Linked DNA regions of Homo sapiens: region 2 is linked to region 1. The links are chromatin loops, found by intact Hi-C in ENCODE. Cell type or tissue: heart left ventricle. All regions are shown on one strand. Each heading gives the region's core, and the rest is flanking DNA. Links, peaks and the distances in the headings are about the cores only.

Evidence for each region. Peaks named below come from ENCODE experiments on the same cell type or tissue, not always from the same donor. Only the 100,000 strongest peaks of a DNase experiment are listed, where the experiment ranks them.
Region 2: it touches region 1 in a loop (4-fold over the local background); 3 of 110 quality-filtered maps call a loop at or near these places.

What each region holds. Positions count from the first base shown.
Region 1 is chr16:2,302,290-2,307,663 of GRCh38, reverse strand. ABCA3 (ATP binding cassette subfamily A member 3) reads left to right here. Exons shown (of 33, transcript NM_001089.3): 12 at 3,514-3,695. Among named protein-coding and RNA genes, the nearest start is that of MIR4717, 30 kb to the right of the region's middle. In heart left ventricle, for the core only: no CTCF peak of the experiment used is centred there; no DNase peak of the experiment used is centred there.
Region 2 is chr16:2,361,994-2,367,367 of GRCh38, reverse strand. It overlaps the pseudogene ABCA17P. Among named protein-coding and RNA genes, the nearest start is that of ABCA3, 24 kb to the right of the region's middle. RefSeq lists an enhancer at 94-443. In heart left ventricle, for the core only: no CTCF peak of the experiment used is centred there; no DNase peak of the experiment used is centred there; H3K27ac peaks cover 505 bases.

The DNA of each region.
Region 1 (5,374 bases), core at 114-5,113:
ACTGCACTCCAGCCTGGGTGACAAGACTCCGTCTCAAAAAAATAAAATAAAATTATTACATCAGAGATCTCAAAGTCTAGGGTTTTGAGGACTTTTTTTCTTTTTTTTTGAGACAAGAGTCTCGTTCTGTTTCCCAGGTTTGAGTGCAGTGGTGCGATCTTGGCTCATCTCAACCTCTGCCTCTGGGTTCAAGTGATCCTCCCACCTCAGCCTCCCGAGTACCTGGGATCACAGGCATGCACCACCATGCCCATCTAATTTTTTTGTATTTTTAGTAGAGAGGGGGTTTTGCCATGTTGGCCAGGCTGGTCTTGAACTCCTGACCTAAAGTGATCTGCCCTCGGCCTCCGAAAGTGCTAGGATTACAGGAGTGAGCCACTGAGGCTGGCTGGGTTTCGAGGACTTTTCATCAACCACTGCTCTTGGTAAAGGGTAGAATTAGCATCTTCCCAGTGCCTCCTGTATTGATTGGTGATGGCAGCAGAGACGCCTAAGAGAGAAACAAGTGATAAACGACAGCATTTTTTTTCTTTTCTTTTTTGTTTTTTGAGACAGGGTCTCGCTGTGTCACCCAGCCTGGAGTGCAATGGCATCATCACGACTCACTTTTTTTCTTTTCTTTTCTTTTTTTTTTTTTTTTTTTTTTTGAGACGGAGTCTCTCACTCTTTCACCCAGGCTGGAGGGCAGTGGCGCAATCTCGGCTCACTGCAAGCTCCGCCTCCCGGGTTCATGCCATTTTCCTGCCTCAGCCTCCCAAGTAGCTGGGACTACAGGCGCCCGCCACCGTGCCCAGCTAATTTTTTGTATTTTTAGTAGAGACGGGGTTTCACTGTGTTAGCCAGGATGGTCTCGATCTTCTGACCTTGTGATCCGCCCGCCTCGGCCTCCCAAAGTGCTGGGATTACAGGCGTGAGCCGCCCACTTTTTTTCTTAATTTTTATGAAATTAAATTGAGTAAAACACTTCCTTGGTCGGCCTTTGGCCTGTGGGCTCTCATTCTGCAAAGCCTGCTGTGGGCACCAAACCTGGTCTGAGCCCCTCCAGTTAGGCCTCCTCCCAACATTGCTGCATTGGGGGTCAAGTCTCCAACACATGAATTTGGGGGGCCCAGTCAAGCCATGGCACCATGCAGTTCCTAGCTGCAGCTTGCCAAGGTCTGGGTCTGTGGAAGGAGGTGGGAGTGTCCAGCGTTGCTTTGTCTTTCATTAGAACGGTTCTCTACAGTCGGCAGTGTCTTCTGACACTTTAGCTTTTACATATCTGTGTTTCCATGTTTACTCGTGTGTTGATAAAATGTAAACTTTGTTCTTTTGCTTTCTTTTTAACAATTTTTTTTTGGAGATAGGGTCTTACTCCATTGCCCAGGCTGGAGTGCAGTAGCATGATAATAGCTCACTGTAGCCTCGACCTCCCAGGCTCAAGTGATCCTCCCACCTCAGCCTCCTGAGTAGCTGGACTACAGGCACGTGCCACCACACCTGGCTAATTTGTCTGTGTTGCCTAGGCTGGTCTCAAACTCCTGGCCTCAAGCAATCCTCCTGTGTCAGCCTCCCAAAGTGCTGGGATTACAGATGTGAGCCACCACGCCCAGCTAGAGTGAATGTTATTAAAACAGACAAATCTCTGGTTGTTTGAAAGTGCAAATTCACCAAGGCTGGAGAGCATTATTTCCATCAGGGTCCTCGGCCAAACAGAGGGTGTTTGGACACACAGATCCCCAGCACTGTCAGGACTGCAATGTTGGCAAACCAGAGAGATGATGAGAAACACGAGCTCCATTAAAGAGAGCTTTACACGTGTTTGAAATATTTCTGTGATTAAAAAAGACTTATGGCCGAGGCAGGAGGAAGGCTTGAGGCTGGAGTTTGAGACCAGCCTGGGCAACATAGCAAGACCCCCATCACTACAAAATTAAAATGTAAAAAAATAGTTATACTAGGCTGGATGGGGTGGCTCACACCTGTAATCCCAGCACTTTGGGAGGACGGGTGGATTACTCGAGGTCAGGAGTTCAAGACCCACCTGGCCAACATGGCGAAACCCTGTCTCTACTAAAAATACAAAAATTGGCGGGGCGCGGTGGCTCACGCCTGTAATCTCAGCACTTTGGGAGGCTGAGGTGGGCGGGTCATGGGGTCAAGAGATCGAGACCATCCTGGCCAACATGGTGAAACTCCGTCTCTACTAAAAATACAAAAATCAGCTGGGCATGGTGGCGCACACCTGTAGTCCCAGCTACTCGGGAGGCTGAGGCAGGAGAACCGCTTGAACCTGGGAGGTGGAGGCTGCAGCGAGCCAAGATTGTGCCCCTGCACTCCAGCCTGGCAACAGAGTGAGACTCTGTCTAAAAAAAATACAAAAATTAGCCAGGTGTGGTGACGTGCTCCCGTAATCCCAGCTACTCCGAAGGCTGAGGCAGAAGAATCATTCAAACCCCAGAGGCAGAGGTTGCAGTGGGCCAAGATTGCACCACTGCACTCCAGCCTGGGTGACAGAGCAAGACTCTATCTCAAAAAAATAAAAAATAATAAACAAATAAAGACTTATACTGGCCGGGTGCAGTGGCTCACACCTGTAATCCTAGCACTTTGGGAGGCCAAGGCGGGTAGGTTGCCCGAGCTCAGGAGTTCGAGACCAGGCTGGGCAACACGGTGAAACCCCATCTCTACTAAAATACAAAAAAATTAGGGCTGGTTGCAGTGGCTCACGCCTGTAATCCCAGCGCTTTGGGAGGCCGAGGCAGGCGAATCACAAGGTCAGGAGATCGAGACCACCCTGGCTAACACAGTGAAACCCCGTCTCTACTAAAAATACAAAAAATTAGCCAGGCACGGTGGCGGGCGCCTGTAGTCCCAGCTACTCAGGAGGCTGAGGCAGGAGAATGGCGTGAACCCGGGAGGTGGAGCTTGCAGTGAGCCGAGATCGTGCCACTGCACTCCAGCCTGGGAGACAGAGCAAGACTCCATCTCAAAAAAAAAAAAAAAAAATTTAGCCCAGGCATGGCAGCATGCGCCTGTAATCCCAACTACTTGGAAGGCTGAGACAGGAGAATTGCTTGAACCTGGGAGGCAGAGGTTGCAGTGAGCCGAGATCGCAGCACTGCACTCCTGCCTGGGCGACAGAGCAAGACTCCATCTCAAAAAAAAAAAAAAAAAAAAAAAAGACTTATGCTAAATGCACATTGACCCACGTTGGCCTTACCGAAATCATAGATGTGGGTGCATATGTACGTGTGTACATATGTGCATATATGTCACAGATTAAATGCAAGCCTGTCTAGTCAGTGAATGAGCTGTTGCTGGTCTGTGACTTAATTATTTTGTAACCTGAGTTTATCTTCCAGGCTTGAAGAAAGCTGTCCAACTTGTTATAAAACCGGGAAGGGAAAAGGCATGCCAACCAAGCAGTGGCCATGCAAGGTCAAATGTGCACACGTGTGCCATCAGGGGCTTCGGGTCCCTGGGCCCCCCAGCCTGCTGGCTTTCGGGCCACTTTCCTGATGTGTCTTCCAGGCATGGGCATCCAGTGGCGAGACCTCCTGAGTCCCGTCAACGTGGACGACGACTTCTGCTTCGGGCAGGTGCTGGGGATGCTGCTGCTGGACTCTGTGCTCTATGGCCTGGTGACCTGGTACATGGAGGCCGTCTTCCCAGGGCAGTTCGGCGTGCCTCAGCCCTGGTACTTCTTCATCATGGTGAGTTCTGATGCCCTGCTCTTGAGCCGCCGCCTCTCTGAGTGCAGAGGTGTCCCCAGTACCTGCTCAGGGACCCCTCTGAGTCCCCAGCATGCAGCACCTGCGTGGGGCTGGCACACAGAACCCTGCCCTGTGCACAGGGAGTGGCGTGTCCCCCGAGGGCCCTTGGGACTGGTTCAGAGAGAGAAAGACCCTCCATGCCCAAGAGTAATCCTTCCGCTTCAGAGCCTGAGACAGAGGGGTGCAGAGAACCGGCTGCTCTGGCCCCTCTCTGCAAGACCCACGCACGCAGCCTCTGCTGCCCACCTCCCTCCTCAATCCTGCCTCCTTTCTTGTGAAAAGTATCTTATTGGGTTTTCTACCTACAAAATCTAGCTTCTTATAAAAATGTTCACATTCGGCCAGGCGTGGTGGCTCACGCCTGTAATCCCAGCTCTTTGGGAGGCCAAGGTGGGTGGATCACGAGGTCAGGAGATCAAGACCATCCTGGCTAACAAGGTGAAATCCCATCTCCACTAAAAATAAAAAATAAAAAAAAAACTAGCCGGGTGTGATGGCGGGTGCCTGTAGTCCCAGCTACTCGGGAGGCTGAGGCAGGAGAATGGCATGAACCTGGGAGGCGGAGCTTGCAGTGAGCCAAGATCGCGCCATTGCACTCCAGCCTGGCAACACAGCGAGAGTCTGTCTCAAAAAAAAAAAAAAAAGAGAGAAAAAAAGTTCGGATTCCTGAAATCTATAGCTCATTCCCACTGGTGAGATGAACACTGTTGACATTTGGTATGTACTTTGCTGGGTTTCCCTCTCTACACTTACTGTCATAGAGCACAGATGGATGGACATATAGCATAGTTTCATAAAAATGTGATTGGAGGCCGGGTGTGGTGGCTCACCCCTGTAATCCCAGCACTTTGGGAGGCCAAGATGGGTGGATCACCTGAGGTCAGAAGTTTGAGACCAGCCTGGCCAGCATGGTGAAACCCTGTTTCTACTAAAGAAATACAAAAAAAAAAAATTAGCTGGGTGTGGTGGCAGGCGCCTCTAATCCCAGCTACTTGGGAGGCTGAGGCAGGGAGAACTGCTTGAACCCGGAAGGCGGAGGTTGCAGTGAGCTGAGACTGTGCCATTGCACTCCAACCTGGGCGACAGAGCGAGACTCCATCTCAAAAAAAAAAAAAATGGGATCGGGGTGGACATAGTCGCTCATCCCTGTAATCCCAGCACTTTGGGAGGCTGAGGTGGAAGGATGACTTGAGGCCAGGAGTTAGAGACCAGCCTGGGCAACATAGTGCAACCCCATCTCTACAAAATAAATAAAAAATTTAAAAAATTAGCCAGGCGGCACATGCCTGTGGTCCCAGCTACTTGAGAGGCTGAGGCAGAAGAATCACTTGAGCCCAGGAGGCTGCAGTGAGCCATGTTCACACCACCACACTCCAACTTTGGTGAAAAAATGAGACCCTGTCTCAAAAAAAAAAAAAAGAATCATATTGTAAAAAATGCTTACAAGTTGCTTTTCTTAACCTAACAGTACAACTCAGATATCTTAAATACATATATATGTTTGTCTATTTATAAATATAGTTTTAAACTATTATCTAAACATATTGATGAATGTTGTTATATTTATAAATATATTTCTACCTAAGTATTACCTTTTTAAGAATCACTGCCGAGACCAG
Region 2 (5,374 bases), core at 286-5,285, 60 kb before region 1:
CAGGTTCATGCAATTCTGCCTCAGCCTCCTGAGTAGCTGGGATTACAGGCATGAGCCACCACACCCAGCTAATTTTGTATTTTTTGTAGAGATGAGGTTTCTCCATGTTTGTCAGGTCTCGAACTCCCTACCTCAGGTGATCCACCCGCCTCAGCCTCTCAAAGTGCTGAGATTACAGGCATGAGACACCGCGCCCAGCCACGGCCATGCTCTTAACACGCACAAGCTTCGGGGCTTTCTCACCAGGACTTCCCCCAACAGCAAATGGAAATTCCCGGGGTTCTTGGCGTGGATTGGGAGGGTAAAGAAAGGATGTGCACCAGCCTTCTATGTCATCTTGAAAAAATATATTCTTCCCCAGTATAAAATTCTTCTGAAAGTAACTGAAGCGCAATTGATACTTAACCTATGAAGAACAAAGAGAAAACAAATTCGGTTATGAACTCCTGAAACTCAGCAAAGGCACAGGACAGAACAAATCTGTGCTTGATGTCAGCTGTAACAGGATGAAGGATGCCCACACTGGCAGGTGTCCCCTGGGAGACCATGCTGCAACAGTGGTCTTCCCTGTGTACTCTGGAAATTCTCCGTGGTGCAAGCCTGGGAAACATACAGCCGCTCCTGAGCCCCCTTCAGGAATGGTGTGCTGCAGAACAGTTCAGAGCAAGGGCTCTGGAGCCAGACCACCCAGATTCTAACCCCAAATCTCCTACTGAATAGCCTTGACACCTTGGGCAAATTACATAAACTTCATTCCTCAGTTTCCTCATGAGTAAAATGGGGATATTAACAACGTCTACCTCATAGGCTACAGTAGGATTGAACCAGATGGTATCTGTGTTGCCTAGCATTAATAAATGCTTGAAAAACATTGTTGGTTATTTTATTAACATGTCTCTCTCCATCTACCAATAGCCCATGCAACTTCCAACAATTAATCATCAGATACACTGTACAACACAAAAGCTATACATGAGTGGTTTTCCCATCCCAGAACATAAACCAAATATTCCCATGTTTACAACATGAACTTTTCCTTAAACAAACTCACACTCATACCATATCTGAAGTCCATAAGATTATTAGTAATGACAACAATAACTAATCCTTCTGGAAAGTTATTTTGTTCCAGGCTTTGTTCTAAGCACTTTATAGGCATAAAACTCTTTTAGCCCTCACAACAATAAGGACACCGAGGCCCAGAAATGTTTTTCCAAGGTTACACAGCTGGTGAGTTGCAGGGCTGGAATGCAAGTCTGTGGAGGCTGATCTTGTAGTCTGCATCTGTCATCAGGCAGTTTAATATACGCCATCCTGTACCCTCAGGATAAAGGCTTGCTCACAACAAGCCTTCTAAAGAATTTGAAAACTGGAAGGGACCTCAAAGTCTAGGTTGTAAGACATGAAACACAGGAGCCCTTGCATATCTCCTTTGGAAATAAGATGACAAAGCTGCCACAGAGAAAAGCCGGGGGCAGGTCAGCCAACAAGACTGCAGAAGGAACACATGCTCAAGTCTCGGCAGCACAGTACAATTGTTAGAGAAAGGATGTTCTTACCGCAAGTGGCAAAGATCCATTGCTGTCATTGACGCTGTGGTCAAAAACAATTCCTGCCAATATGTAGAAAGCTTTGGGATCATCAATTATATAACGTTCAAACAAAGACACTGAAGAACAGCCTAAAACTACAGAGAGAAAAATCCCATCAGTGAGTGGCTGGTGTGAAGGCAAAGGCTACCCAGCTGCCCGCTTTCTACTTAAGGAGACTTAAGATCGACAGCTGACTGCTCCATTAACTCCAGCATTCGTTCTGCAAATACACGAGCAGAGAGAGACAGAAAATAAGGGAGGTAAGTTAAGGGACATGAATCTCATTATTTCAAGTCATAACTTTAACTGGGAAGTCTATAGTCCCAAGAACTGCTAGCAACTATCTTGGGGCATCAAGAAAGTAATGCTAAGAAGGAAGAGAATTTAAGTGCTGATCACATGATCTGAGACCTGGATCAAGCCTTGTGGTTTTTCATTAAAGAATGAGTTTTGTTCTTGTAGGAAGTTTAAGTTCACTTTTATCCTTTCAAGGCTTGTTTCTAGCCTGAGTTTTACATGTTGATTATTTTATTTTTCATTTCTAGAAGTTCTAGTTCCTTTTTTCTCCCCAAATTTGCTAGGTGACTATAATGACATGCTACCTATAAATCCTTTTACGTTGTCTTTTATTTCTTCAAACCAGCTAAACATAGGGATTTTATAACACGAGACTAATAATTCCATTATCTGGAATCTTTCCAGGTCTGTTTTTGCTGTCTGTTGTCATAGTGATAATCATCCTTGGTGTCCTGTTTCCTAGTATGTTTGCTCACTGACCTTGATACTCTTGTGGTGAGTCTTGAGATACAGAAGGAGGGTACATTATTCCAGGAAAAATATATATTTGCATCTGTCAATCTGAGTCCCACTGTCCCACTTCACAGTTCGAGGGGTTTTTCTTTTCTTCTTTCCTTCCTTCCTTTCATTCCTTCCTTTCCTTCCTTTCTTCCCTTCCCTCTGCCCTTCCTTCTTTCCTTCCTTCCTCCCTCCCTCCCCTCCTTCCCTTCCTTCTTTCTTCCCTTCCCCTCCCTCCCTCCCTCCCTTCCATCTTTCCTCCCTCCCTCCCTCTCTCCCTCCTCTCCTTCTTTCTTCCTTCCTTTTTTTTGACAGCCAAGTGATGTGAATTTGAGCTACAAATCTCAGAGCTAGGACCCTCCCTGCTGTGCTCAGTTCCAAGGCAACATTCAGGCAGTCGGGGGCATGTTTACATCCAGCACAACCTTACATTAAGTACCACCACTACAATGTAAGCATATGGGGTCCTAGATTTAAGGGGAGATAGTCTCATGATATACACCCCACCTTGAATGGGACTTAACTTTTTCTTCTTTCCCTCTGTGCCTTACAAGTCTATGAAAACGAGCATTCGATTTCCCCTAGTATGATGAATGTTTGATCAAAAGCAGTTTAGGGCCTCCACTGATCTCTTTGGGTTCTTTCCTTCATCTAGATTTTTTTTCTTTTTTTTTTGAAATGGAGTCTTGCTCTGTCTGATCTCGGCTCACTGCAACCTCCATCTCCAGAGTTCAAGTGATTCTCATGCCTCAGCCTCCCAAGTAGCTGGGATTACAAGTCGCACCACCATGCCCGGCTAATTTTTTGCATTTTTAGTAGAGACAGGGTTTTGCCGTGTTGCCCAGGCTGGTCTTGAGCTCCTGAGCTCAGGGAATCCGCCTGCCTCAGCTTCCCAAAGTGCTAGGATTACGGGCGCCACTGCACTTCAGCCTGGGCAACAGAGCGAGATTCTGTCTCAAAAAAAAAAAAAAAAGAAAGAAAGAAATTTCATAATCTCATATGTATAAGGTAACTGAATTAGAATACATAGTATTTTAGGATACCAGACAAGCATGAAGCACAACTTTCTTTTCTTTTTTTTTTTTGAGATGGAGTCTTGGCCTGTCGCCCAGGCTGAAGTGCAATGGCACGATCTCGGCTCACTGCAATCTCCACGTCCTGGGTTCAAGCCACTCTCCTGCCTCAGCCTCCCAGGGAGCTGGGACTACAGGTATGTGCCACCACGCCCGGCTAATTTTTTTGTATTTTTAGTAGAGATGAAATTTCACCATGCTGGCCAGGCTGGTCACAAACTCTTGACCTCAAGTGACCCGCCCACCTCGGCCTCCCAAAGTGCTGGGATTACAGACATGAGCTACTGCACCCGGCTGAAGCACAACTTTCAAAACAGTGATTTCCCCACATTTTACCACTGAGGGCATTTTTATTTTTTATTTTTTTAGAGACAGGGTCTCGTTCTGTTACCCAAGCTGGAGTGCAGTGGTGCAATCATAGCTCACTGTAGGTTCAAGAGATCCTCCCACCTCAGCATCCCAAGTAGCTGGGTCTACAAGCATCAACTACCATACCTGGTTAATTTTTTATTTTTTGTAGAGACAGGGTTTCACTATGTTGCCCAAGCTGGTCTCAAACTCCTGGAACTGAAAGCTTTTAAAAGAATTATCCTCACTCAGGCTGGGTGCAGTGGCTCATGCCTGTAATCCCAGCACTTTGGGAGGCCAAGACGGGCGGATGACCTGAGGTCAGGAGTTTGAGACCAGCCTGGCCAATAAGGTGAAACCCCATCTGTACTAAAAATAGAAAACTTAGCCAGGCGTGGTGGCGGGTGCCTGTAATCCCAGCTACTCAGGAGGCTGAGGCAGGAGAATTGCTTGAACCCGGGAGACGGAGGTTGCAGTGAGCCTAGATCTCACCATTGCACTCCAGCCTGGGCAACAAGAGCGAAAGTCCATCTCAAAAAAAAAAAAAAAGGAAAAGAAAAAAAAAATTATTATCCCCATTGAGTGGCACTGAAGCTTGGAGGGAAAAATCTCTATTCACTTTATGCCCTATATATTATTAGAATACTTTTACAATAGCATGTAGAGCAATTATAGTAATTTTGAAAAATTTCTCCTATAAACTACATATTTTGAAGAATGCTATCTACCTAACTACATTAATTTATTCAATAAATATTTATTGAGCACCTACTATGTGCTAGGTACTACAACAGGCACAGTGATGAACAAAACAGACATGGTTCCTATGCCCTCATGGAGGTGGAGTCTAGTGGAGAAAGGCAGACAATACACAGAAGCAAGAAAGTGAATATATATGTAAACATTTATTAAAATTCCCTTTTTGATAGAAAGTATAAAACAGGGTTCTGTGACAGAGAATAAGGCAGAGGTGAGAAACCTAAAACCGATTTAGCTGCTTTCCTAGGCATCAGTTCAGCTGAAACGTGAAGACTAAGAGGGAGCAATGCACAGGGAAGGCTGAGGGCAAAGCACTGTCAGAAGGAACACCTGCTGCAAAGGCCCTATTGGGAGAAAACCTCATGTAGCTGCTTTCTAGGAAGTAAAAGACCAACATGACCAGTGTGTGGGAGCACAATAAAGAGCCAAACTAGATAAGACTGGGAAAAAAGCAGGGTCAGAACCTGGAGAAGAGCTGGTTTTCTTTCAGGGCAATGGGAAGCCACTGAAGGGGTTTAAGCTAGAGACTAGCTGGATCCTATTGAGCTTTTGAAGATCTTTCTGCCTCCACACGGAGACTGGATTAGAATGGGACAAGAGGAGAAGCAGAGACCAGTTAACAAGTTAGAAGCTATTTCAGACCCTCTGACTCTCTGAATGCCTTCCATTTTTTATTAGAGACATATAATTGCCAATCAGACCTTTGGATTAATATGAGATAATAGGTGTCATGATAGTGAGTTAAAAACAAATACTTAACATTTAACATTTTAATTAGCCTTGAAGCCTTCTGACATATATAGACAA